Regions from separate parts of the Homo sapiens genome. Here regions 2, 3, 4, 5 and 6 are each linked to region 1. The links are chromatin contacts, found by Hi-C or POLR2A ChIA-PET in ENCODE. All regions are on one chromosome and are shown on one strand. Each heading gives the region's core, a stretch centred on a gene start or an enhancer-like site at or near the end of the contact. The rest is flanking DNA. Distances are from core to core; before and after follow the strand shown.

Region 1 (3,318 bases), core at 34-2,533:
TCATGCATTTACACATTCATTCAACAAACATTACTGAGCGCCTGCCGTGGGCTGGCATGGTCCTGGGCACAGCTCCGCTTGCAGGAAGCCCACTTTCTCCTGGGGAGTCAAAGCACAAACAAAGCCAAGTCAGTACGTAAAGAAGCAGGGGTGATGAGAGATGCGGACCCAGGAGGGGTTCAAGGGGCTGTCCTGGACGCATGACAGGGAAGCATAGCTTCTTAAAGGACTCGGCAGTGCACCATGAGAAGACACGCACCAGGGAGCAGAGAGAAACGCCAGAACCCTCTCGAAGAAGGAGGGATGTGAGGAGGTCAGGATAGTCACCTGTGCTGAGCCATCATGGAGAGTGAGGGCCTGTAAGGGTGGACACAGTATGCAGGAGGGACAAATCTTCCTCACCGGACAGGTGGGGATCCCTGCGGTGCACTAGGGGAATGCACACAGGGGGCACTATGACCTGGCGGCCCACGGGGCACGGGGACGCACCAGGTAGCCTTGGGATCTGCAAGTCCCTCCCGGACCCTGGGGAGTGCCATGACGGCTTCCAGCAGCAGTCACTGTCCTGGGCGCGTCCCGCGCTCTAGCCCAGGTGGGTCCCACAACGGTGTGACCAAGGACGTCCTATGACCACCCCTTGACAGGTAAGGAAACTGAGGCAGGAGAGGCGAAGCAACTCGCCCAAGGAATGGGCTGTGCCGGTAGCTTCTCCAAGGCCTGGTGCGCCCTGGCCTGTGCGCGTGATCCCGGGCGGGGTCTCAGTACGAACAGGGGCTTCGCGATGTGGCCAGCGCGGGCTTATCTCCGTGCCGTGACGACAAGGCTAGAAGCCTGGGCGGCCGCGGTGGATCCTCGTGGCGAGGCGGGGAGGGCGCCGGGCCTCACTGGCCCGCTCGAACCAGGGCTGCGCAGGGCAGAGCCCAAGGGAGAGGGCCGCGCGGCCGCCGTAACGTCGGAGACGACGCCTGGCAGGCGCCAGCAAACGCAGAAGACCCGCGAGGGCGAGGCAGGGAGGGCGCGACGCGACAACGACCACGTGCCCCGCCCGCCCAGGCGCGCGGCCTGCCGGGAGACGCAGTCCAAACCTTTCGGGAGCAGGACTAGGGGTCCCAGAGAGCCTCGCGGCGCGCATGCGAGCCCCGGCCCCCTCTCGCGCAGCCTGCCGGGACTTGTAGTCCAACGCCAGCAGGCTTCCGGGCCCGGAGTGGGCGGTGGGACTCGGGGTCCCAGAGAGCCGTGCGCGGGCCGCGACGCCGAGCACCGCCCTCGCCGTCGCCTCCGGGCTTTCTCCGGTCGCTGCCGCCACCACCGTTGCTTCGCGGGCTGGGAGGCCCGGGGTCCCCGGGCGAACAGAGGCTGCGGGTGGGAGCCTTCGCGGGCGCTGCAGAGCGGGCCGGGGGAGGCCGGGATGGAGCCCCGCGGAGGTGGGCGCGCTGCCGGGCGGGGCGCTTGCGGCGATTGGGGAGGGGGCAGAGGGAGGGGCCCGGGGCGGGGCTCGGTGGCGGGGACACCGGGGCGGGGGCACCGGGAGGAAGCTGCCTTGGAAGAGGTGGGGGCGGCGACGGGAGGGGCGGCGAGCCCCCGGGAGCCTGGGCGTTAGGCCCGGGCGTGGCGGGGCCCCGGCGGCCTGGGGGGTCTCCTGGGCCCCCCCCCACCCATGGAGCCCGCCGCCCCGGAGGTCGGTCTCAGATGACTGAACTGGGCACCGAGCGCCCCTGGTGTCCCTCGCAGTGGACTGACGCCGCAGGGGCGAGCTAGCCGGCTCCGCGCCTCTCCGCGGGATCCAGACGCCTCCTGGGGCTGCTGGCGGAGGGTCTGAGGCGGCGCGGCCATGGCTCACCTCCGGGGATTTGCCAACCAGGTGAGAAGGGTGCAGGTCAGGAAGACTAGCGGCCTCTCACCGAGGGGCTCCAGAGTCTCCTGGGGGTTCAGAGGGGAGCGCCACGCCGGAGCGGGCAGTGGGGTGAGGGAAGGAGCGCGCGTCGTGCGACCAGCGGAGCCGTCCTGAGGTGGGCGCAGGGCGGCCCCGGGGCTCTGCCGTGTGCCTGTGGCGTTTTGCGTGGCAGAAGCTCGCAGGCCTCTAGAAACCGAGCCCCTGGTGGCTCCGCCTGTGCGAGGGCGGTGGAGGTGCGTGAAGAGACACCGGCGCAGGGACGGGGCGCTGCCCCCAGCGCGGGGCGGGAACCTCATGTCAGCATCCGAAGGCAGTGGAAGGTCGGGGGCCACCCTGCGGCCTCGGCCTGGGCCGCGGGTCATTCTGGCCGTGTTGGGCTGGGCAGGGGCTGTAGGGGAGACCCTGGCGGGCGCTGAGGGGCTGAGATTGTGGAGAAGCAGATCTGAGTGGCCGGTGTGCAGGGAAAGCAGAGAACACGTGTGTGCTTTGGCCCAGGGGAGGGTGAAAAGGCTGCTCTGTCAGGACCGTTTAACCCCTGCGACGGGCGGTTGCCCGAACATGAGACTCATCTTTCTTCTTTAAAGAAGTCGTTTCCACTATGGAGCCACCTTTAAGCGTCTGGTGGGACAGCCTCGGAGGGAGCCACTACGGCGAGCCCTTAGCCTGGAATGAGGACCAGCTGCTGGTGCCAAAGGGCTTGCCGGGGAAGGAGGGTGGGGTCAGCCAACCTGGGGCCTGGGGACTTGCATTCTCTACCCCTCCCCACTTTTTTGACTCTGGCCGCTGGGTTTTCTTACATCTTAGCTGTTCGGTTTTATTCTCCTTGATGCCTTGGCTCTACCTAAGGCGTTGGAATCGCCGCTAAAATGTGTGGCCCTCCTTGTTCACTCCTATGTGCTGAATGGAGAGTTGGGCCTGCAGTGGAACAGGAAGGGCGTCTGTTCGCGTAGGGGCAGGAACTGGAGTCAGGGCTGCTTTGGAGGAAACCGGACCAGCCTAGAGACCCGGAACACCATGTGCAGCTGTTGGGCCAGGCAACCTGGACCTGCGTGGTCACAGATGAGACTGGGGCTTGCTGACTGTTGCTGAATTAAGCTAACAGATTTTTGGTTTGCTTTTGGCATTCTGTATCTGGTAACTTACATGACTAAGGTGCTGGGAGAAAAATCTGCCACCAGTTTATTTTACTTTATTTTTATTTTTTTGAGACGGAGTTTCGCTTTTGTTGCCCAGGTTGGAGTGCAATGGTGCAATCTCAGCTCACTGCACCCTCTGCCTCCCAAGTACAAGCGATTCTCCTGTCTTGGCCTCCCAAGTAGCTTGGATTACAGGCATGCGCCACCATGCCCAGCTAATTTTGTATTTTTAGTAGAGACGGAGTTTCACCATGTTGGTCAGGCTGGTCTCAAACTCCTGACCTCAGG
Region 2 (2,987 bases), core at 427-2,926, 290 kb after region 1:
AGTATGAATTCGTACACAACTAAAAAGCTCAAAATACATAGAGCAAAAGCAAAACCTGAGAGAGACCGATATGAAAAGACTGATAACCCTATGGTTTCGTAATTTTACTGCTGAGATTTGCTCCAACATTAGGAGACTATGATGCTTTTCAAGTTTATTGAAACACATGCAAAACTTCATTGTAACCAGATCACAAAGGAAGTCTCCACAACTGCGGGTGAAGTACATCTACCTGCTCTGCAGGTTCTATTATGGTATGAGGCCACCACTTCTCCTGTTGTCCTTCCCAGTTTCTCCCCAACCTCCCCTTTTCCCTAGTTTATAAGACAGGAGAAAAGGAAGAAAGCAAAAAGCTGGAAAGAAACAGAAGATAAATAGCTAGATGACCTTGGCGCCACCACCTGGCCCTGGCGGTTAAAATAACAATAATATTAACCCCTGACCAAAACTACTGGTGTTATGTGTGAATTCCAGACGCTGTATGAGAAAGCACCGTAAAACTTTTTGTACCGTTAGCTGATGTATGTAGCCCACAGTCACGTTCCTCACGCTTACTTGATCTATTATGACTCTTTCACGTAGACCCTTAGAGTTGTAAGCCCTTCAAAGGGCTAAGAATTTCTTTTTCGGCGAGCTCCGCTCTGAAGACACGAGTCTGCCGACGCCCCCGGCCGAATAAAAAAACCTCTTCCTTCTTTAATCCGGTGTCTGAGGAGTTCTGTCTGCGACTCGTCCTGCTACACTATGACCAACTAGCAATTCACCTAGAATCCACGATTTGCCCTCCAGCCCCGCAAAGCTCCGTCCCTTACCGCGGGGAACCTCCCCCCAGCCCCTGCCCACGGCGCCCCCAGCTCCCCCCCTCCCCCGGCCTTGCCCGGCGGCGCCCGCCCCTCCCGGCTCCCCACCGCCGCACCCCCACCCCACCCGAGCCCCGCTCCGCCTCGTCCTCGTGCGCCCGCGGCCCCCTCCACCTGGCGCGGGGCTCACCTGCACGTGCGGTTGTGCGCGGCGGCGAAGGAGGACGGGGCTCGCGCCAGCGTGAAGTTGAGGAAGCCGCGCAGGTCGTGGGCGCGGGTCCACCGGTAGTAGGCGCGCGGCAGGAAGTCGGACGAGAAGGCCAGGAGGAAGGCCTGGGCGCCGGAGGGGTCAGCGCGAGGCGGCCCCCGCTCCGCCCCTGCGCGCCCCCGCTCCGCCCCTGCGCGCCCCCGCTGCCCCCCCGCCCCGCCCCTGCGCGCCCCCGCTCCGCCCCTGCGCGCCCCCGCTGCCCCCCCCGCCCCGCCCCTGCGCGCCCCCGCTGCCCCCCGCCCCTGCCCGCCCCCGCCGCCCCCCCGCCCCGCCCCTACGAGCCCCCGATGCCCCCAGCCCCGCCCCTGCGCGCCCCCGCTGCCCCCGGCCCGCCCCTGCGCGCCCCCGCTGCCCCCCCCGCCCCCGCCCCTGCGCGCCCCCGCCCCGCCCCGCGCTCCCGCCCGGGCCTCACGTTGCTGATGACCGCCAGGTGCGTGAGGCCCGCCAGGATGTGGAACCAGATGCCGATGTCCTGGGCGCGCTCGGCCACCGGGCGCCGGTACTCGCAGACGAACTTGCGCGCGTCCAAGCGGATCTCCACCCAGTTGTTGAGCAGGGCGAAGAGCGGCGCGAGCGGACAGGCGGCCACGAAGATGGTGACGAAGCCGAACTGCAGCACTGCGGGGAGGGGGTCACGGCCGGGCTCTCCGCCACCGTCCGCCCTCAGCCCTCGGAACGCGCCCCCCGCGGAGGACCGGCCAGTCCACGTGGTGCCGCCACCCCATCGCGGCTCATTCCGCCCCCACCTCCTGGTCTCCCTCGTCCTGGACCGCGCAGCGCCAGGGCCGCCTCTCCTGACCGGCCTCAGGCCGGCTGTCCTGCCCTGCGCTCCGTGCTTCTGGCTGGTCACGGGCCTTCTCCGGCTCGGTGAGCTCAGGAACTAACTCAGGGCAGGCGTTGGGGCAGAAACCTGCTCCTGATTTTACAACCAGCTTCTCCAGTCACCCCACAGGGGAGCTGTTAGGAGAGGGCTCTTTGGAAGGGGCTTCTGGGTCTTCGCCGAGAATTACTAGTGAGATCATTGGGGTCCAGGGTTCAGTGGAGGAGGGTCAGGGCGTCCACTCCTCGCCCTGGGAACTGGCCTGCTCCCTTTCCACAGATGCCGCGGCTACGCTGGGGAGCTCCGGGGCCTGCCGGCTCACATGCCCGCTTGCTAGGTTAAGAGCTGCCTGCCGGGCACAGTTTCTCACGCCTGTAATCCCCAGCACTTTGGGAGGCTGAGGCAGGTGGATCACCTGAGGTCAGGAGTTCGAGACCAGCCTGGCCAACACGGTGAAACTCCGCCTCTACTAAAAATACAAAATTAGCCGGGCGTGGTGGTGGGCGCCTGTAATCCCAGCTACTCGGGAGGCTGAGGCAGGAGAATTGCTTGAACCTGGGAGGTGGAGGTTGGAGTGAGCCGAGATGGCGCCACTGCACTCCAGCCTGGGCGACAGAGGGAGACTCCGTCTCAAAAAACAAAACAAAAACAAACAAACAAACTGCCTGATGATTCCTTCTCCCTTTTGTCAGCTCAGAGTCAGACCCTGCACTGCAGGGACGGCACAGGTGATACAGACCCACCCTCCAGAGTGCACCACCCGTGCAGGCAGTGAGCCCCTGGCACTGGCCACCACCTGGTAAGGTGACAGTGGTAGGTCTGCAAATAGCGTGGGCATTGAGATTTCTGGGAACATTGGCTCTCCAGGCCGCTGCCTCCCACTGTGGCTTCACCCTTGGAGGACTTCTGTCAGCCCCCAGGGCCTGCTCTCCTAATTCTTCCCTTGCTCTGGCCCATGCTTTCTAGGTCCAGGGACCCCAGGGGAGCTCTGCAACGGCCGCGGGGGCCTCCTCCCCGTGCCGGTGCCCCTCTGTCCTCAGCCAACCCTCTTGGGCACTCTCAGGGGAAAAGAATTCCTTTCTGGATTCTCCACAGGCCC
Region 3 (3,283 bases), core at 515-3,014, 370 kb before region 1:
CAACCAGCTGCACCTCATTAACTCTTGGCGAGCATCCCACCCCACAGCTGCAGAACACAAGTAATTTTTGAGTGTATACGGAGCATTTACAAAGATAGGGCTTATGTTAAACAGTAAGAATAAGTCTCTGTAATTTTAAAAAGTGAGATCCTGCAGTTTGTTCCTTGATCAAAATGGAATTAAATCAGTAATAGCAAGATTCCTTTTAGACTCTCCACATATTTGGAAAGTGGGCAATACTCTTCTAAATATGCTTCTCAGAATAGAGGGTTTAAAAAATAAATACACACATAAAGAGATTCTTCTAAATAAAGCATGGGTCAAAGAAGAAATCCAAAGAAAATTAGCACTTATTTCAAATATCCATCAAAATATTACACAAAAATTGTAGCATAGTCTTAGAGGAAGATTTGTGACTTTAAATACTGACGACATTTCAACAAAGAAGGTACACAGTGATCAATACACTCATGAAAGGGTGTTCAACTCACCCGTCACAAGGAAATGCAAACTAACGCCTCACTGAGATCTGCCAAACTTCTGGTGCCGACTGTGACCTGGCCGCGCCTGCGGGGGGCAGAGGAGAGAAGGAGACTGGGGGTGAGGTCCACGTGTCCCAGGCAGGGGGACAGAGGCCAGAAGAAAGTGGCTGCGGGTGAGATCCACATGTCCCAGCCAGGGACGGAGAGGAGGGAGAACCGGACAGCAGCATCTGCTTCCAGCCACGTCACGTGTTTGGAGAGGCGGTGTCACCTCAGTGTGAGGAATGGCCACTCAGGACACGTCTGGACTTCCTCCCAGCCACCTCTCACCAGGGATCAGAATCCCGGCCCCGGGGACCCTCGACCCATAAACATCTTGGGCCTACAGCACCACCAAGCACGCCACAGCCTTGGCCTGGGGCTGCTTCAGAGACACCGCACGGAGGGCTTCTCACTTCCCCAGCCAGGAGCCACCCACGCTGCACCCGGGGAGGCCCCAGTTGCATCTGTCCCACCTTTCAGACCGAGCCAGCCAGAGGCGCCCAGAAAGACTATGCCAGGCCTCAGCTGTGTTGAAACCCAGGTTGGGGACAGTGGCAGGACCTGTGCCAGCGTCTGCCCTTGCTCCTGGCTGGATTCAGTTACTTGGCTGGGCCCCAGTGAAGGCGCAGAGGGCACCACCACCTGCACAGGAAGGGAAGGAAGCCCACAGCAGAGCCAGCACACGTGTGGCCACGCCCCGGCCCAGCCCCCCCTCACACGTGGCCACACCCCCTGCCCAGCCCCCTTACATGTGGCCACACCTCCGATCAGCCCCCTTCCACACGTGGTCACGCCCCCTGTTCAGCCTCCTCGCACATGACCACGCCCCCGTCCAGCCCCCGCACACAGGGCCACTCCTCTAGCCCAGCCCCTCACACGCGTGACCACGCCCCTTAGTCTCCTCGCTCGTGGCCACGCCCCCTGCACGGCCCCCTCGCGCGTGGCCACACCCCTGTCCAGCCACACACACACACACACACACACACACACACACACACACACACACACGCTGGGCCACGCCCCTACCCAGCCCCCTCACACGTATGGGCACGCCCCTGCTCAGCGCCCTCACACGCATGGCCACCCCCCGTCCAGCCCCTTAACGCGTGCTGCCCCGTGCCCACCTACAGCGGCCTCCTCCGCACCAGGGCTGACCCAGTGTGGGGTCCAGGTGGGCTCTGGTAGGCCCCCGGGCAGAGCTGTGCCCCGCGTCACTGAGGATGCACAGAGAAAAAGGAAGGGGCGGAGGAAGCGGAAACCCGAGCAGCGCTGCCTGGGCGTGGCAAGCCCGCTAGTTTTCCCGCCCGCTCATCTGCTTTCCCTCCCTCCATAATAAGTGTGGCACCTGGAGTGTGTGACTTTCATGATTTTCTTTTAGGAGAAACATAACGCAGTCCTCTGTCCCGCCCCTCCTGCAGGGAATGGTCATGGGGGCGTAGTTAACCCCATGCGTGCGGAGGTACACCTTGGAGCCCAGCGCCGACACAGGTCAGGAGAGTGTTAGCCACTGCTGAATGACTCCTGTTGTGTGCAAAATTGTTTTGACTTTTAAAGACTACACACAACCCATTCTGCCATTATTTAGGGTGAATTATACTGCTGGGTCACAAGAAGAAGACGTGGCTCCTCTTGATGCTGAGGGAGGCCTGGAAGTCATTGCTGGGAGCTTGGGAAGAGGGCTCCCCGAGGCAGAGCCTCCCAGGGGACAGAGGCGGCCCAGCGATGACCTGGGAGGTGAGCACAGGTGTGCGGGGCCCCTCGGGGCCCACCATAAGGCCCCACAGCAGGCCCTAACCTCCCCCATGTGTCCTAAGGCAGTTCCATTTGCATTGGCAATGGTCATTTCACTACTTCTGACCTGGAAGCGAGGTATATGTTTGGAGGTGACACGAGGCTCCCAAAGGGGTGCTATAGGGCGCCTTTTCTTATTTTATAAAACTTACATCGAAATGAGCCGCACCCTGAGGGGCAGCCCACCTGCTCACCCCTGGAGGGACTCTCCCAGGGCTGAGGGTCTTCCCCAGATGCTTCACCCGGGCTCCTCCAAGTGTGGGGTGGCCTTCAGTCTGCTGCGAAGAGGATGTGGGGTGTCTGGCAGCCACTCTGCTCTGGATTTGCGGGAACCTCTGCTGCCTCCCTGGTGCCCCTTGATTGGCGCTGGGTCTAGGAACCCCCTCTGGGTTGGAACTGGACTTGAAAAGGTCATTTTCTGCCTGCACCCACCAAGGCCACCTGGGGCTGTGGAGCCAGGAAACCCCTGTCACTCTCCTCAGATGCTGGCCCGAGGGCACCCTCAGTCTCCCTGAGTCCAAATCACCTTTTCTTCCCAAATGACCCAGCAGCCTAGGCCAGCCCCAGCTGGAAAGACTGCTCCCCTCTCTCCTCCGCTCTGCTCCCCTGCCCTCTCTTCCCCTCCCCTCCCTTCCTTTCTTCTGCTGGCGGAAGTCCTGTGCCAATCCCACATCCACATCCGTCACTGCACTCCTGGATCACACCTGGACAGACACAGAACTAGTCCTGGGAGTGATCCCAGGGCCAGGACCCTAGTAATGAGTTATCTAAATGTCTCTGGGTGTCTGGAATTGGTTCTCTGCTCCAACTAGCTTTAAAGGCATTCACGCTCTGTTCCCAGGGGTACCAGGGTGCTAGCTGCCCACAGGAGTAGCATACAGGCACTCAGATTGCCACCTGCAGACATCTGTAATCAAATGGCCATAGGATGCCTGGCCCTGGGCATCAAGGGAAAAATTTAGGGGTGT
Region 4 (3,063 bases), core at 136-2,635, 350 kb after region 1:
AAATCCTACTTGAAGGTAGAATACAATAGTGGCGAGTCCAAGACTGTCTTGAGCTCATTCCCAACCCTCAGATTTCCTGGGGTGCTGAGGAACAGTCTCAGAACCCAAGGACCAGTAGATTCCCAAGTCCCTTCCAGTTCTAAATTTGTGAGCTGACACATTAAAATGTCCCCCTGTCGGGCGTGGAAATCCCAGCACTTTGAGAAGCTGAGGCAGGTGGATCACAAGGTCAGATAGAGACCATCCTGGCTAACACGGTGAAACCCTGTCTTTATTAAAAATACAAAAAAATTAGCTGGGCGTGGCGGCGGGTGCCTGTAGTTCCAGCTACTCCGGAGGCTGAGGCAGGAGAATGGCGTGAACCCAGGAGGCAGAGCTTGCAGTGAGCCGAGATTGTGCCACTGCACTCTAGCCTGGGCAACAGCACGAGACTCCGTCTCAAAAAAAAAAAAAAAAAGTCCTCCCAAGAGCCTCAGTCTCTACAGAAGAGAGGTACGGGGCACTCTGACCTCAAGTCTTTGAAATCCTGGGACCCTCACTTAGGATTCCTGGGGGGCCCTCACACCACAGCACTCTGCCCCTCTTGCCCAGTTTCCACACCCTCCTACATCACTCTTGCTGTGATCGTGTGCTCCTCTATTCAACCATAAACCTCCAGAGGCAGTGACCACGCTGCCCTGTCTGGTCTCCCCATGGTGACTTGCCTACAGCAGGATGTTTAATGACTGTTTATTGATTTGACTTCAGTTTCCCTCCTCTGTCAGTTCACTCTCTCTCAGAACAAGTCATTCTTTAAATATTTCAGCAGACACAAAATAACCAGATAAGGTGCATGCTAACCAGGTGGGGACTCTAGGAGGGGAGATGGTGTGCTAATCCACACACCACTGCAGGACTTGGCGGGGGCAGGGGCATCCTCACATGCTGTAGCCTGCATTAATTTGTGATGAGCCACTGTTGCCCTAGAAAGTTCCATAGTGAGACACTTGGTAAAATGCGGACATCTGGGCTGCTCTCTAGTTTTAAATGTGCTGCTTTGCTATTTGTGGCCATGACATCTCTAACAATAACTGTCAAGAGACTGTTGCCAAAACCACCCTCCCTTGGTTTGTATCCTGTCCAAGCTCTCAAGGGCCCAGGACAGACAGAGAATGCTGTAATACTTCCAGAAGCCAAGTAGAGGGGCATTCTGAACATGGGCAGGGGCGGATGTGCTTAGACACAGCTGCCAAAGCCACTAAGCCAGGCCGGGGGAGCAAAGGCTCCGTGCCATGACCCTGATTAGGAGCCAGGCACGGGGCTCAAGTGTTCTTCTGGCTGAGAGAAGTCCTCCTTCCTGCCCACGGGAACCCTCCCTCCTCCCTGCCTGGCAGATCCACCTCCAATGTCAGTCCTCCTGGGACGCCCTCCCAAGTTCCCCTCCAGCACATGACGGTGGTTATGAGTCAGCTGGTGAAGACTTGATCCTGCTTCTGTGGAACACCAGATCACTTTTCAAAATTCTTTTATTTCCATTCTGTCCCACGTTTTCAAGGTCAAATGGATCCTGGAGAACAGATCTAATCCTGCTGGGGACGGTGTCCAGGAGTATAAAGCTGTCCAGGGAGGAAGGCCCAACTCAGCACTGCCTTTGGGAGTGTGTCAGCATCAAGAGGTTTTCTAAAGCCCCCGGTATGTACATCAGTTCACTCCAAGTGACCACTTTGCTGGGCTTGGGAAACTTTCATCTCGAAGAAGCATGCCAGAGAAGATGACCATGATCAAGAGGCTTTCTAAAGCCCCGGTATGTACATCAGTTCACTCCAAGTGACCACTTTGCTGGGCTTGGGAAACTTTCATCTCGAAGAAGCATGCCAGAGAAGATGACCATGATCAAGAGGCTTTCTAAAGCCCCGGTATGTACATCAGTTCACTCCAAGTGACCACTTTGCTGGGCTTGGGAAACTTTCATCTCGAAGAAGTATGCCAGAGAAGATGACCATGATCAAGAGGCTTTCTAAAGCCCCGGTATGTACATCAATTCACTCCAAGTGACCACTTTGCTGGGCTTGGGAAACTTTCATCTCGAAGAAGCATGCCAGAGAAGATGACCATGATCAAGAGGCTTTCTAAAGCCCCGGTATGTACATCAATTCACTCCAAGTGACCACTTTGCTGGGCTTGGGAAACTTTCATCTCGAAGAAGTATGCCAGAGAAGATGACCATGATCAAGAGGCTTTCTAAAGCCCCGGTATGTACATCAGTTCACTCCAAGTGACCACTTTGCTGGGCTTGGGAAACTTTCATCTCGAAGAAGCATGCCAGAGAAGATGACCATGAGGAAGTTCAAGAGCAAGGCATTCAGGTTGGTTGGTTCATCTCAGGCAGAATGTAACTGGGAACAGTGTGATTCAGGGTCATGATCTGGATGAAGAGCAACTGAAATCTACGTGCGGAAGAAAGGCTAGACCACTCAGGACTTACTGATACTGACTTTCAGTTAGCATTTTTTCTTAAAAAAATAGTAATTTCCTTGTTCATGAAAAAAATCACAGCATTGTAAGAAATGCAGACTCACCATGCATTCTACATACACCCACTGAGTCCACACACAGCCCGCTAGCTGCCTCTCCCTGAATATACTAGTCAGGGCTGTCTGCACCTACCCGGATGCGGTTAGATCCCAGCTCTAGCATCTGTAGTTGATGTAAGTTGCTTAAGTTCTCAATTTTACTGATTTTATTGTTGACCAAGAAGAGTTTTTTCAGTCGTGTCAACTTGTCAACCCCTTCGATGTTTCTCAGCAGATTAAAAGAAATATCTAGAATCCTGAGAACAACCAAAACAGTTTTTTAAAAAAATTTCACGAGCATAGGTTGCATAGAACTCACAATTTAACCACTAAAGGTGGCGTCCCCATCAGGGGACGGCAGTCACTACCGGGTGGGAGAGGGTGGGGGGTTCTGACTGTGCCCCTGCTGCCGCCTGGCTCACACTGATGCTGTCATGAGGGATTTGGAGGCTGCCCAGGAGCCCGGAGCAAGCCAGAGGCAGCCTACAGGCTCCTGATGCCCTGGCTCCCA
Region 5 (3,352 bases), core at 90-2,589, 470 kb after region 1:
CTATAACACTCCTTTCCACACCCATCTCCATCCTCCTTCGCAGACTCCAAATACGTGGATCCCAGGCTGCTTAATATTGTTCTCCATCCTCCTTTGCAGACTGCACATACATGGATCCCAGGCTGCTTGATACTGTTCTTCATCCTCCTTCACAGACTCCAAATACGTGGATCCCAGGCTGCTTGATACTGTTCTCCATCCTCCTTCGCAGACTCCAGATACGTGGATCCTATTACCCTAATATCGTTCTGCAGGTTGCTGAAGATCTCTTCTTTTTCTTTTAGTCTTATTCTCTCTGTGATGCATATTGAATTGTTTCTGTTTCACTCTTCAGGTTCATTGATCTTTCCTTCTGCAATATCTAACCTGCTGTAAATACTATTCAGTGTATTTTAAAAACTCAGATATATTTTTCATTTCTACAAGTTTTTAAAAATACCTTCTACTTCTCATTAGGTTTTTTTCCCCTCAACAATCTTGATTATAGGAGCATATTCATAATAGATAATTAAACATTTGTATCTGCTAATTCTGTCATTTCTGGTGCCTGTTTCTATTGATCTATTTTTCTCCTGACTGTGAGTTATATGTTACTTCTTTGTAGACCTGATAATTTTTGACTGGGTATTTTGGAGTTCTGGATTCTGTTGTATTATTGATATACTCCTGTTGAGGAGTATAGGATTTTATTCTGGCACATGGCTCAATGACTTAGGATCAGTTTGATCCTTTTAAGCTTTCTTTAAGATCTGTTAGGGCAGGTCGACATTAGTCTTTAGTTCAGCACTACTAAAGTGACACCCCACTGAGGACTCTATGCAATAGACTCCCAGCCCTGTTTGAGCTCCAGGAAGTGTTTGACTTACTGCTTTCTAGTGGTTCTTTCCCCAGCCTTGCAGATTTCATCCTGAGCCTGATAATAATAAGCCAAAATTCAGGGAGGTCTCCTCTTGATCTCATGCTCCCTCCTGCCTCAGGAGCACCATCCTGTAGCCACTGAACTAGGATCTTTGTCTCCTCAATTCAAAGGGACTGCTGGACTCTCAGTTCCTCCTCCCAGCACAGTGGAGTGGAAACTGCCCCAGGCAGAATCTGGGGCAATTGTAGGGCTCACCTCATTTGATTCCCTTTTCTCAGGGGTGACAGGCTTGTGCTGTCTGTTGTCTAATGGCTGAAAAGGGTTTCACAGATTTTGTCTGTTTTTCTAGGTGTTGATGGTGAGAGGGAAATTCCAAGAGCAGTTAATTCTTGTTGGCCAGAAGCAGAAGACTAGAGACTCTTTTTTGTAGTGTCCAATTTGTGGCCCACTTCCTGTCAGACCTGATTAGACTGTCAGCATCTGCGCCTTGTAATACAGTCAATCAGTCATTACGTTAGCACCACCGTCAGTCTGTTGTTTCTTTCTTCTTCCTCTTTTGTTTTTTTTTAGACAGAGTCTCACTCATTCTGTTACCCAGGGTGGAGTGCAGTGGTGCGATCTCAGCTCACTGCAACCTCTGCCTCCCGGGTTCAAGCAATGCTCCAGCCTCAACCTCCCGAGTAGCTGGGATTACAGGCATGCAGCACCACGTCTGGCTAACTTTTGTATTTTTGGTACAGATGGGGTTTCACCACGTTGGCCAGGCTGGTCTTGAACTCCTGACCTCAAGTGATCCGCCCGCCTCAGCCTCCCAAAGTGCTGGGATTACAGGCATAAGCCACCACACCCGGCCAGTCTGTTTCTTATTATTCACTCTACTTGCATCATTATTCTGTAGAAAACACGGTTTATTTGCAAAAAATTTTTGAAACCACTTATCCGTTTCCTGACATGAATTTAGTGAAATACATTGATATTTAGATAACAATCTGGGCAAAGTGAGCTGTGACACGGAACAGTGACTTTAAAGCAGCCAAATAGGTGAGGCTGCCTCCTCCCGCTCCTGCCCCACCCTCCCCTCAGGACACACCCTGGCCTCCCATGCACTCGGCAAAGACTGATGGAGGGCCCATGACCCTCTGTGTCTTACGGGTAAAACAGAATTTCCTCCTGAATTTTTTAAACTAAAAATAACCTGAATAGTTTGTCTTTAGCATCTCCCTGGAGAGAAGCAGCACCTGGTGCGTCCACAGAAGTCGGCACAGTGGGTGAGCCTCTGGAGGCAGGTGCAACAATCAGACACGAAAGCCATTTTTATACTGTAGGCTGCAATCTCCAGTTGGCCTTTTAATTCCTCTAACAAGTCACAACTAGCAGTTAAACAACACAAAATAGAATAGAAAATAGTGAAAGGTCAGTTTTCTTTCTGATTCCCGTTACTTTCCCTTGTGTGCTGAGGGTTCTAGAGTAGGAGAGGAAGATGTTAAAAAAGTCAAGAGTCACCCAGGCTGGAAGAGGAGACTTGTGAACTTTGTCATCCCTCCTGGCATTTCACAGATGGAAACCAAGGCCCAGAGAGGGGAAGGGGTTGCTCAGCCTCACACAGCACCCTGGAGGCAGCATCCATCTTTTGCTTCCTATTTTCCCTGCAGTTGGTGGCTTAGGATCCAGGCTGAGCGGGAAGCGCTGGGGAGTGGGAAGGGGGCAGAGGCATCCTCCCACCCCAGAGACAGGTGTGAGGTGAGTCAGATGGCAAGGAAGGAAGGGGAAAGTGGCTATGGGGGTGTTCACGGCACAAAGCCACCATCAGCCATGGTGGCCTGCAGGCACTTGGCCAGTTACCTGTCTCACAGCGAAGTCCCTTGAAGGGCTCGGCACACAAGCAGGTGTAATTCCCCACTAGGTCAACACAAGAGCCTCCATTCAGGCAGGGGTCAGGGCTGCAGTCGTCCACATCTGAGGGGCAGCAGAGGTGCGGGCTTGGCTTGAGCCAGGCCACAACCACCCTGTGCCCAGCACCTGGCCACGGGCAGGAGCCCCTCTCCAATCCGAAGCCAGGCCACTCACCCATCTCGCAGGCTGCTCCGGTGTATCCGGCCTGGCACACACACACCGCAGAGCCATTCTCCACCTGGCACTGGCCACCATGTTGACACTCTTTGGTGTCACAGGGGGATTGGGCTAGAGTGAGGAGGTGTAGACAGGACGATGGACTCCCAGTTATGGTTACCTGAGGGGACAGAAACCCCTGGGACGTACACTGAGCCCCACCCCCAACTGGCTTACATTGCAGGGGGGCCTGGCAGGCAGGTTTCTGAGCGGGCGACAGGCAAGAAAGAGGCCTGGCCAGGCAGTCCTGACTGGCCACCCGAAGCTCTGTCTGAACTGGGTCTAATTCAGCAAACCTGGGATGGAGGGATGGGTGTGTATGCTGGGCAGGGGCAAATGGGGGTGCATGGAAATCACTCCCACTCTTGGGGGATGGTCCCTCCC
Region 6 (3,218 bases), core at 370-2,869, 350 kb before region 1:
GGCATTCCCAGTCCTCAGAGGACAGCTTCGTCCCACAAAGCTCAGAGCCTTGAGGAAGGCCCACTGCTGCCCTGGAACAGAGACAGCATTCAACAGAGGTTGGAACAAGGCTCTACAGGGCTGGGGGCAGAGGGAGGTTCTGTCCAGAATCTGCCTTCAGGACAAGTACAGCCAGCAGGGGCAGCTTAGCCACTTATCCACTGCCTGGGCGAGGCACAGGGCTATGGAGGCACCTACCAACCAACAGTTCTCCAGCCCCAGAGCCCCAGCCCCTGAGGCACAAGGGTGGGTGTGCCAGGAGACAGTTGCTGCGGGCCACCTTAGCTGTCTGGCAGCACAGTGGGTGCTGCCAGGCTCCCTGGGGGCCCCCCGCCAAGCCCACCTGGCCAGCTGGGCCCCCCCCACCTCCCCACCAAGCCACCCACACAGCCTCACATCTCTGAGACCCGGGAGTGGCCCTTTGTTCATAAACGAGAGCTTCCTCGCCGTGGCCGCGCCTCGCAGACATCATCTTTGATGCTCTTTTTCCACTGTTTCGGTGCTTTAATGTTTTCCCTTCAGAGCCGGGCCGAGTGTCTCTCGGAGCCAGGCAGCCGCGCCAGCTGTCAGGCGGTTTCTAGCCTCGCTTCGGTTATTTTAAGCTGATGAGCCTGACGCATCTCATCACTAATATCAGCAGTTTCATTTCTCCTGTTTTCCATTCGCTGTAATAAAATGCTCAGCACAGAATACAAGGAGATAAGCAAGCCATTTCACAAACGCCGGGCCGCCAGCCAGGCCCAGGCACTGGACCCCCTGAACCACCCCACCCTGGCACGAGTGGGCTGGAGGGCAGGGCCCCGGGGAAGAAGGTCAAGGCTGGAAGGGGAGGTCAGCCTCACAGCCAGCCCCTGCCACCGCCCCAGCCCCCCCGTCAGGCTGTTGCAGGCATCACACGGTGGAAAGATCTGGAACTGTGGCCATGGTGTGAGGCCATCCACAAGGTGGAAGCTTTGAGGGGGAGCCGATTAGCCATGGACAGTTGTCATTCAGTAGGGTCACCTGTGCCCCAGCGAAGGGGGATGGGCCGGGAAGGCAGAGGCCAGGCACCTGCCCCCAGCAGGGGCAGAGGCTGTGGGCAGCCGGGAGGCTCCCAGAGGCTCCGACAGAATGGGAGTGGGGTTGAGCCCACCCCTCACTGCAGCCCAGGAACCTGAGCCCAGAGGGGGCCACCCACCTTCCCCAGGCAGGGAGGCCCGGCCCCCAGGGAGATGGGGGGGATGGGGGAGGAGAAGGGCCTGCCCCCACCCGGCAGCCTCAGGAGGGGCAGCTCGGGCGGGATATGGAAAGAGGCCACAGCAGTGAGCAGAGACACAGAGGAGGAAGGGGCCCTGAGCTGGGGAGACCCCCACGGGGTAGGGCGTGGGGGCCACGGGCCCACCTCCTCCCCATCTCCTCTGTCTCCCTGTCTCTGTCTCTCTCTCCCTCCCCCACCCTCTCCCCAGTCCTACCCCCTCCTCACCCCTCCTCCCCCAGCACTGCCTCTGTCACTCTCGCCCACGTGGATGTGGAGGAAGAGGGGGCGGGAGCAAGGGGCGGGCACCCTCCCTTCAACCTGACCTGGGACAGTTTCCCTTCCGCTCACCTCCGCCTGAGCAGTGGAGAAGGCGGCACTCTGGTGGGGCTGCTCCAGGCATGCAGATCCCACAGGCGCCCTGGCCAGTCGTCTGGGCGGTGCTACAACTGGGCTGGCGGCCAGGATGGTTCTTAGGTAGGTGGGGTCGGCGGTCAGGTGTCCCAGAGCCAGGGGTCTGGAGGGACCTTCCACCCTCAGTCCCTGGCAGGTCGGGGGGTGCTGAGGCGGGCCTGGCCCTGGCAGCCCAGGGGTCCCGGAGCGAGGGGTCTGGAGGGACCTTTCACTCTCAGTCCCTGGCAGGTCGGGGGGTGCTGTGGCAGGCCCAGCCTTGGCCCCCAGCTCTGCCCCTTACCCTGAGCTGTGTGGCTTTGGGCAGCTCGAACTCCTGGGTTCCTCTCTGGGCCCCAACTCCTCCCCTGGCCCAAGTCCCCTCTTTGCTCCTGGGCAGGCAGGACCTCTGTCCCCTCTCAGCCGGTCCTTGGGGCTGCGTGTTTCTGTAGAATGACGGGTCAGGCTGGCCAGAACCCCAAACCTTGGCCGTGGGGAGTCTGCGTGGCGGCTCTGCCTTGCCCAGGCATCCTTGGTCCTCACTCGAGTTTTCCTAAGGATGGGATGAGCCCCATGTGGGACTAACCTTGGCTTTACGACGTCAAAGTTTAGATGAGCTGGTGATATTTTTCTCATTATATCCAAAGTGTACCTGTTCGAGTGAGGACAGTTCTTCTGTCTCCAGGATCCCTCCTGGGTGGGGATTGTGCCCGCCTGGGTCTCTGCCCAGATTCCAGGGCTCTCCCCGAGCCCTGTTCAGACCATCCGTGGGGGAGGCCTTGGCCTCACTCTCCCGGATCGAGGAGAGAGGGAGCCTCTTCCTGGGCTGCCCGTGACCCTGGGCCCTCTGTGTACACTGTGACCACAGCCCGCTCCTGGACCCTCTGTGCCCGGCTGGCCCTCTGTGCCCAGCCAGCCTGCACCTGGGGATGCCAAGGCCTGGGGAGGGTGGTTTCACCCAGGCCAAGCCTAAGACAGTCCCTCTGGGCCCTGCTGGGTACCGGGGTGTGACACCACTGGGAGGACAAGATGAGGGGCACCCCTGGGGCCGCCCTGACACCCCCTCGAGGCTCCTGCCCCGGGGGTCCTGGTGCCCCTTCACTGTGGCAGGCGACTGGGGGTTCCCCACCTCGGCCCCTCTCCCGGGGCCTGCTCCCCGGCACCTGAGGCAGCATCCTTGTCAGGGCCGTGCCTTCCTGCCTCAGCGCCACCTCTTAAGGTTGGCCCGTGGGTCACTCAGGACTCAGAACTGGAGATTCTGGGCAAAAGGCAAAGAGCAAAGGGCCAAAAGGCATCCCAGGGAGACGACTGCGGGGGAACCAGAGGGCAGAGGGGCGCTCGTCACAGGGGAGGGGGAGCTGAGCGAGGCAGGAGGGGAGCCGAGCCTCTCCCCCCGTGTCCCGGCTCTTCAGGCACGCCCTCGGGACGCCACCCTCCCCGACCCAGGCGGGAAAGATAAGAGCAAGGTGTCCGCAGCCTGACACTCGTGCCTCAGGTGCCCGCGCTTGTGCCGGACAAGACTCTCACAGGTGGCATGCCTCGGTTTCCCCACTGG

Evidence for each region. Hi-C counts contacts between places; a loop is a spot of excess contacts on that map. ChIA-PET counts read pairs that join two places held with the same protein, here RNA polymerase II (POLR2A). Pooled maps may share reads with other maps.
Region 2: a loop to region 1 is called in a map of gastrocnemius medialis, with 3 times the contacts of the local background. The contact joins the enhancer-like site here to the promoter of STK25 in region 1. A Hi-C loop is called at or near these places in 1 of 168 maps with a recorded cell type or tissue (gastrocnemius medialis), 7 of 37 single-sample maps with no recorded cell type and 9 of 50 pooled maps.
Region 3: a map of CD8-positive, alpha-beta T cell shows a loop between it and region 1 (21-fold over the local background). The contact joins the promoter of LINC01237 here to the promoter of STK25 in region 1. A Hi-C loop is called at or near these places in 12 of 168 maps with a recorded cell type or tissue (CD4-positive, alpha-beta T cell, CD4-positive, alpha-beta memory T cell, CD8-positive, alpha-beta T cell and 5 more), 29 of 37 single-sample maps with no recorded cell type and 19 of 50 pooled maps. POLR2A ChIA-PET finds 5 or more read pairs at or near these places in 2 of 52 experiments (HEK293 and OCI-LY7).
Region 4: a loop to region 1 is called in a map of gastrocnemius medialis, with 3 times the contacts of the local background. The contact joins the enhancer-like site here to the promoter of STK25 in region 1. A Hi-C loop is called at or near these places in 6 of 168 maps with a recorded cell type or tissue (CD14-positive monocyte, CD4-positive, alpha-beta T cell, CD4-positive, alpha-beta memory T cell and 2 more), 9 of 37 single-sample maps with no recorded cell type and 21 of 50 pooled maps.
Region 5: a loop to region 1 is called in a pooled map, with 5 times the contacts of the local background. The contact joins the enhancer-like site here to the promoter of STK25 in region 1. A Hi-C loop is called at or near these places in 1 of 168 maps with a recorded cell type or tissue (B cell), 1 of 37 single-sample maps with no recorded cell type and 4 of 50 pooled maps.
Region 6: a loop to region 1 is called in a pooled map, with 4 times the contacts of the local background. The contact joins the promoter of PDCD1 here to the promoter of STK25 in region 1. A Hi-C loop is called at or near these places in 8 of 50 pooled maps.

Annotation. Positions count from the first base shown.
Region 1 is chr2:241,506,549-241,509,866 of GRCh38, reverse strand. STK25 (serine/threonine kinase 25) reads left to right here and starts at 1,283. Exons shown (of 12, transcript NM_001271977.2): 1 at 1,283-1,424; 2 at 1,732-1,861. The coding sequence starts at 1,832. LOC107985788 (a long non-coding RNA gene) reads right to left here and starts at 995. Exons shown (of 2, transcript XR_001739177.2): 1 at 770-995; 2 at 1-429. RefSeq lists silencers at 879-1,648, 1,929-1,978 and an enhancer at 2,409-2,458.
Region 2 is chr2:241,216,385-241,219,371 of GRCh38, reverse strand. ANO7 (anoctamin 7) reads right to left here. Exons shown (of 25, transcript NM_001370694.2): 20 at 1,481-1,686; 21 at 991-1,133. Among named protein-coding and RNA genes, the nearest start is that of ANO7, 29 kb to the right of the region's middle. RefSeq lists enhancers at 336-435, 2,543-2,987 and a silencer at 1,779-1,908. Within about 2 kb of position 1,676, at least 31 of the 41 ENCODE cell types and tissues checked have a DNase peak (open chromatin) inside an H3K27ac peak, as active enhancers do; they include gastrocnemius medialis, where a contact is called at or near this core.
Region 3 is chr2:241,879,844-241,883,126 of GRCh38, reverse strand. It overlaps LINC01237 (long intergenic non-protein coding RNA 1237), which reads right to left and starts at 1,764. Exons shown (of 4, transcript NR_110220.1): 1 at 1,649-1,764; 2 at 492-567. LOC105373978 (a long non-coding RNA gene) reads left to right here and starts at 1,800. Exons shown (of 3, transcript XR_924077.3): 1 at 1,800-2,012; 2 at 2,110-2,258. RefSeq lists an enhancer at 1,744-2,334.
Region 4 is chr2:241,160,078-241,163,140 of GRCh38, reverse strand. It overlaps PPP1R7 (protein phosphatase 1 regulatory subunit 7), which reads right to left. Exons shown (of 10, transcript NM_002712.3): 6 at 2,647-2,809. Among named protein-coding and RNA genes, the nearest start is that of PPP1R7, 11 kb to the right of the region's middle. Within about 2 kb of position 1,385, at least 22 of the 41 ENCODE cell types and tissues checked have a DNase peak (open chromatin) inside an H3K27ac peak, as active enhancers do; they include gastrocnemius medialis, where a contact is called at or near this core.
Region 5 is chr2:241,039,763-241,043,114 of GRCh38, reverse strand. It overlaps SNED1 (sushi, nidogen and EGF like domains 1), which reads right to left. Exons shown (of 32, transcript NM_001080437.3): 7 at 2,927-3,040; 8 at 2,702-2,815. All of the region lies in intron 1 of SNED1-AS1 (SNED1 antisense RNA 1), which reads left to right. It also overlaps a transcript of MTERF4 not described here. Among named protein-coding and RNA genes, the nearest start is that of SNED1-AS1, 23 kb to the left of the region's middle. RefSeq lists enhancers at 1,027-1,256, 1,707-1,756. Within about 2 kb of position 1,339, at least 4 of the 41 ENCODE cell types and tissues checked have a DNase peak (open chromatin) inside an H3K27ac peak, as active enhancers do; they include B cell, where a contact is called at or near this core.
Region 6 is chr2:241,857,295-241,860,512 of GRCh38, reverse strand. It overlaps PDCD1 (programmed cell death 1), which reads left to right and starts at 1,619. Exons shown (of 5, transcript NM_005018.3): 1 at 1,619-1,750. The coding sequence starts at 1,675. It overlaps LOC124908032 (a long non-coding RNA gene), which reads right to left and starts at 1,441. Exons shown (of 2, transcript XR_007088436.1): 1 at 436-1,441. RefSeq lists an enhancer at 1,451-2,413.